2 separate regions of the Homo sapiens genome follow, and region 2 is linked to region 1. The links are chromatin loops, found by intact Hi-C in ENCODE. Cell type or tissue: left ventricle myocardium inferior. All regions are shown on one strand. Each heading gives the region's core, and the rest is flanking DNA. Links, peaks and the distances in the headings are about the cores only. Region 1 overlaps HIVEP2 (HIVEP zinc finger 2). Region 2 overlaps HIVEP2 (HIVEP zinc finger 2).

Region 1 (2,931 bases), core at 210-2,709:
AGAGCATCCTGGAATGAGAGGCCGACATTCAGAGGGCTCCACAGAAGTAGCCCAGCCTGTGAAATTGGTGCTTTTTCTCAGCCCCTCTAGATTACATAGGGACCGAAAAACCAGTGAACCAAATTGAGTGTTTTTTAGGATGGGTATGAAGGACAAGGTATCAGATGAGTTGGGATGCTGGCAAGACAAAGGGCAAAGTGGTTCACAGTGGAATTCAGAGACAATAGTGAAAGAAACCCAGAGCAGGAGGAGGAGGAAGATGGTGAACTGCTGGAATTGAGGAACTGGGTGTCTCCATAAGGTTGAAGAACAAACACTAAGTGTGAAGATTAGGAAGGTAGGTGATGTGACACAATTGACTATATTAGCCTCTCTTAGAGACCCACATATAGTAATCTGAACTTCCTGTCAGGTTTTATGGACAATAATCAAACATTTCAGCAAGTGACATCTCAAAAAAGGTCACATTCTAAGTTTTAGCTTATCTCTTGCATTGTTAGTAATTAAATAATTTCTATTAAATGAAAACTTCTGATGAAGTTTTATTTGAATGTTTTTCTCTAACATCGGCCATTAATTGGTTCAATAAGGTAGTTTTTAATAATGAAGGTTAATTGAGGGATGCAAATGGTCAGGTTTTATATGAAAATGAAACACCAAAAATAAAAATCTATTGCTTCGGTAAACTCAAATGAAACAGGTTGGGTGCATTTCCTAAGCCATTCATTATCTTTGGAGGCCTGGTTTGATCCACTCTCTATTCTCTAGTTGTGTTTCCTGGCTGCTACACATTGAAATAAATAATACAGTGTGTTAAAATCTTTGGTTTAAATTTAGCACATAAAATGCCCCATATTGTGTGACACTCTCAGCTGAAGTCTAGAGAGTGAAGTTTATGTTTTTATAAAACTAGCACATACACACTGCTAAATGAAAAAGGCTTCAATGGAAGAACCACTTACAGGAATCAGCAGACTGAAAATCTTATGATTTATCCCAGTATGTAGAGAATTCACCTTGGCAACTTGCTGAAAAAATGTAGATTTGGAGCCCCAGCCCTGGAGATAATGATGTGGATTGCCCATAGACTCAACTTTGAGGAACCTACTCTTAAGCATCTAGTTTTGGAAGATTGCTATACATACCATCCTACATCATTTGACCAGGAAGGAAAAAAAGATGAGAAAATAAGATGAAGGCAAGAAAAGAGACAAAAATTTAAGTCCTGAAAAAAACATTTCTACCAGATTTTTATTGTTTAAAAAAAACCAAAATTTCAGTGGATGCTAGATAGAATCACAACTGTAAGACAAAACAGAAAACAATGTGAAGTGTACAAGACTGCACAGAAAACATATCAAGATACTGTTCAAGAAGAGGTAACTGGCTATAAATTTAAAGTTCAAGTGTTAAAGTTAAAATGTAGCTCTAAGTTTTATTTTCCCAACAACTTTTAAAATTGTAATGTGATGGATGTGCTACTTGTGATATTTTTGGTCATGGAGCAGGACTGTTATAAACAATTAAATTGGTTTACTTAATTTTTCTCCTGAATACCAATTCGTGCCAGTGAATTATCAAGGCGACTTTCAATTTCCAAGATGATTTTCTACTGGTCCCAGCGTTGTTGTGAAGATGAATTAAGGTCTGAGGACAGTGTCTGGCATATTATCAGTGGGGACAGTGTAGTGGAGTGGTTCTGAACACATGCTGTGGATGCCGGAGACCCTGCGTTCAAATGACTGCTCTACCACTAACTAGCTCTATGCCCTTGTCCAAGTTAACTTGATTTAGTTTCCTCATCTGTAAAATAAAAAAAAATTAGTGCCTACCCATAGAATTGTTTTCCAGGAATAAAGTAGTAAATGTAAAGCACTTGGAGCACTGCAAGACACGCTGGACACTCAATAAATGTGATCTTGAAACATAACTTCTGTTGTCAAGTTCACTGTTAAAAGTACCTTAAAGTTTTTAAAAATTATTATGTAAAATAGGGACATATAATTTTATAAAGTTACAGTTGTCTTGAGCTTTATTCAGTTTAATTTATGGATCATCTACTTTTAAGTGCCATAAGGTACTCCAGGCTATAAAATGATGAGTAAGATATGGCCCCTGTGCTCTTGAACAGTCAAACTTTGGGAAGTTAACCTGTTGACATGGTTTTCTTGAGTAGGTATTATGCTATGTTAGGAAATAATGTTGAAATTAATTAAAACTATATTTTACAACACAAGTAAAAGATAGTACCTGAAAGACAGAAGGAGAGGCTAATAATATATCGTCCCTTGATATATTATAGATTGTAGCAGATCACACTAGAAAGATGCTGATATTTTTCCTGAGCTGGACTTAATACAATGGATGGAACACAGATATGACATCATAAAACCCAGCTATTAAAATGGCAACTCTACTATTTATTGATTATATAACTATAAGCAATAGACTTAACTTGTGCCTCAGTTTCAGCATCTGAGAAACAGGCACATAGCTACCTTGCTCAGTTGTTAGGATGATTAAGTGAGCGAATGTTTGTGAAGATGCTTTATGAACTATAAGCTTTTACGCATTTGTGTGGCTTTATCATGATTATGTAATATGGGGCTTGTGGATTTCTGAAGAGCCATGGCTCAGAAATGAACCCTTAGAATAATATATTTTAAATAGGTTTACAGAGAACTTTATCATTCTCTGTAGAATTACCTATAAACCAATAATGGATGGATAACATGCTGCAGAGATTAGGCTTCCCTCCCCCCGAAAAATGCAGGTGAAACAGGTTAAGAGGTTACACACTGACTTTAGGGCAGAGTTAACAAGTTGTAGAATAGAACTGGATAGAATAGAGGGTTGTTCCCACTGCTCTTCATGCCATTTCTCTGGCTATTTCTTGATTGAGAGAAAGGAGTATGGGCTTTGAAGTCAGAC
Region 2 (2,931 bases), core at 203-2,702, 48 kb before region 1:
AAGAAGGGAAGGAGGGTTTCTTCAAGTGGCTCCTCTCATCTCTGACTTAAAAGCATCTAACTAAAAAGGACTGCAGGCACTAGTCTTCCCTAACGGGAAAGCTTGTAACTAGCTACACCAAGGGAACGGGGGCACTTTAACCTCGGGAGTGCGGAGAAGAGAGAGGGTCCTTAATCAAGACACTTGGAGGAGAGAAGCAATAATGTGTGGGCGGCGGATGGGGGGCGCTGGGGATGACTTCGAGGAGACCAGAGGAATCTCTTGATAATAGGTTTCACTGGAGGCCTTAGGACACCTGTAATGGCTTAGCATTCACACAGGAAGTTGTGTGTGCAACTGACATTGCAAAACCCTTATTCTCTGCAGAGTTATTTAGGCCTAAAATGAATATAGAAAGGCTTGTTTCCTGTACTTTCATTATAATGGAAAATTTGAGCTGATTTTTCTCCTTCCTTTTCTGCCATTTTAAAAATAACTCAATTTACCTCCAAATGAATATTGGTACTCGCCCCCAACCCTAAAGCTGGACCTCAATAATTCACAAGAGATCTGTGTTTTTCTAGCATACCCAGAGCCCTAGTCAAGGGCTATTGATTTTTCTCCTCAATACAGTTGTTTCTTTTGTAGTGCATAATCAAGCCCAGACATTACTTGAAATATTAATAAGATCCATTTTAATTAAATTTGCAATGATCTGTCCTCCTAGAAAAAGGCCATTTAACTTTATTAGAAACGTTTCCTCCAGTGATATAGTAATATTTGGTGATATTTGCCCTTGAGCAAACCAAGTTATTTTAAATATTTGCACATATAGATCCCATATGTTTGCTACATATGTAGCAAATGTCTCATTGCTTTTTCACCTTATAAGAGTGCCAGAAGCAGAATTTTAACGAAGTAGACTGTGGAATGAGTAGATTGGGTTTGATTTTTAGGATATAGGCCAAATGGTTTATCAGAACAGAAATGTCCTTTCTGTGACTAAAGTGGGTATCATTTTCATTATTAAGAGAAAATTCCCTGTGGAACCCTAAGGAGTCATAGTACCAAATGACAACTGTACATTTGCATTGTGAGCTGAAAGGGATTTACCAGTATTTACTTAATGATAGTGTGTTTGTTTCAAGTGTCATAATCCCTTTGACCACTAGGTTTGAAATATGCAGTATATTTCTTATATACAGAAATGTATTACAATGATGAATCTTTTGAACATTGAGACAATTTCTTGCGTCGAGCATAGGTCGGGTATAAAACAAAATTTGCTTATTTGCATCTGTATTTTTGTTACAGTGACTGTATTTTATGTGGCTAACTTTATTAGAGATGGCTTATATTTATACAAGGGTATTCAAGAGTAAATTGATGTGTGACTGATTCGGGGACAATTTTGGGAATGGTGGTATATTAATGATCTTACAAATGTAAGATCTAACTGATTTTTAACTGGTTAGATCCTTGTAGAGGTGTTTGGTAAAATACCACTAAAGTACATAAAACATTTCTATATTCCTATTTAACATGGAATGTGAAAAATTTACTATGTGTATATTATCACATAGGAAAATAATTCTCTTTGATTACATTGAAAGATTAAGCAGCAGAATATTTTGATTGATCAGGCTCCTTTGCATGAGATGTGTTTGTGAATGTTCTTGTTACCATGAAAACAAAACAGAGGACAGTATATAGGGAGACGTTCCTTGTGGAGTAATGGTGCATGTGTCTGCTTGAACTTTTGGCACTTTGTCACTATTCAGAAGATCTGTTTGACTCTTTTATGCTGATTTAATTTAAAATGAAAAATCTTATTCCAGAATTTGCCATTTTTTTTTTTCAAAGCAGGGCTCATTTTAACAGCAGCAATAACAAATAACTCTGTGTTGTACACTGTATTGGGTTTCAGCTTTTGAATTATAACAAGTACACTATTTGGGTTGGGTTTCAGTTTTTAAATTATTATCAGTAATTAGCTAAAGTCAATTTGAAAGCTTCACATAGGAAAAGTAATTTTAAAGAATGATAGAAAATGTTAGTTGGCATGAGTGAAACTATAATCCATGAGGATGTAAAGTAATTTAATAACTGACATGTAATTATTATCAGAAGGGAAAAGTGGCTAAGGTCAATCGGATATATGGCTGTGGATCAGACAGGCTGCTCATCTCCTATTTGTTAAAAATAAACACCGTTTTCATATTTTGGTATGTGATCAGCATCAGCGGAACTCTCTGTTGGTCTATACATTAGTTCTGTAGGTGGAGAAACGGTTCACAGTTTAAATATCTACCTGAAAATTTCAATGATATGCTTCCAGTTCATGGATTTATATGTGAATTCATCATGAATTCATATTTTTGGCTAAAACTTGGTATTTAACTGTTACAACTTTTAAAGTGATATTATAAAAAGGAGCAGAGGAAGTTTGCTAACTCAACTTAATGAAATTAAGGTTTCATAAGGAACTTCAAACCCATCCAGAGTGTATGGATTTGCTTTAACCATACAGGCAGATCCTTTATTAGTATGGAGCTAAACTTTAGTGAATATTCAAGTGAGGGCTGTACTGTGAAACCTGTAGGATTTACAGTGTTTGGGATGAACACAGAGGATTAAAGGGAAATAGGAAAACTTTATGAAAATAAGATCATGTTTATTTTAAAGTAATTGTATGAGAAGTAGTATTTTCTCTTTGTTCCTGGTATTTGGTCACAATCAAAAGCATTGCTTTCTGTATGATATTTATGGCAATGCTTATGAAAAAGAGGTTGAGTAAGCCAGTATTTGTAGCTATGAGATGCCACTAACTAATTTGGGAAAACATTTTAGCATTTTATTATTGTGTCACAACTCCAAAATCGTCGTGGGAAAGAGGATAACACAGGTTTCTTAGTCTGTGCAATCTTTGGCTTCTCTGAGATGGACCGTGAA

What was found. Peaks named below come from ENCODE experiments on the same cell type or tissue, not always from the same donor. Only the 100,000 strongest peaks of a DNase experiment are listed, where the experiment ranks them.
Region 2: a loop joins it to region 1, with 2.3 times the contacts of the local background. A loop is called at or near these places in 71 of 110 quality-filtered maps.

What each region holds. Positions count from the first base shown.
Region 1 is chr6:142,893,607-142,896,537 of GRCh38, reverse strand. All of the region lies in intron 1 of HIVEP2 (HIVEP zinc finger 2), which reads left to right. Among named protein-coding and RNA genes, the nearest start is that of HIVEP2, 50 kb to the left of the region's middle. In left ventricle myocardium inferior, for the core only: no CTCF peak of the experiment used is centred there; no DNase peak of the experiment used is centred there.
Region 2 is chr6:142,941,204-142,944,134 of GRCh38, reverse strand. All of the region lies in intron 1 of HIVEP2 (HIVEP zinc finger 2), which reads left to right. Among named protein-coding and RNA genes, the nearest start is that of HIVEP2, 2.5 kb to the left of the region's middle. In left ventricle myocardium inferior, for the core only: a CTCF peak has its summit at 1,142; no DNase peak of the experiment used is centred there; H3K4me3 peaks cover 350 bases; H3K27ac peaks cover 890 bases.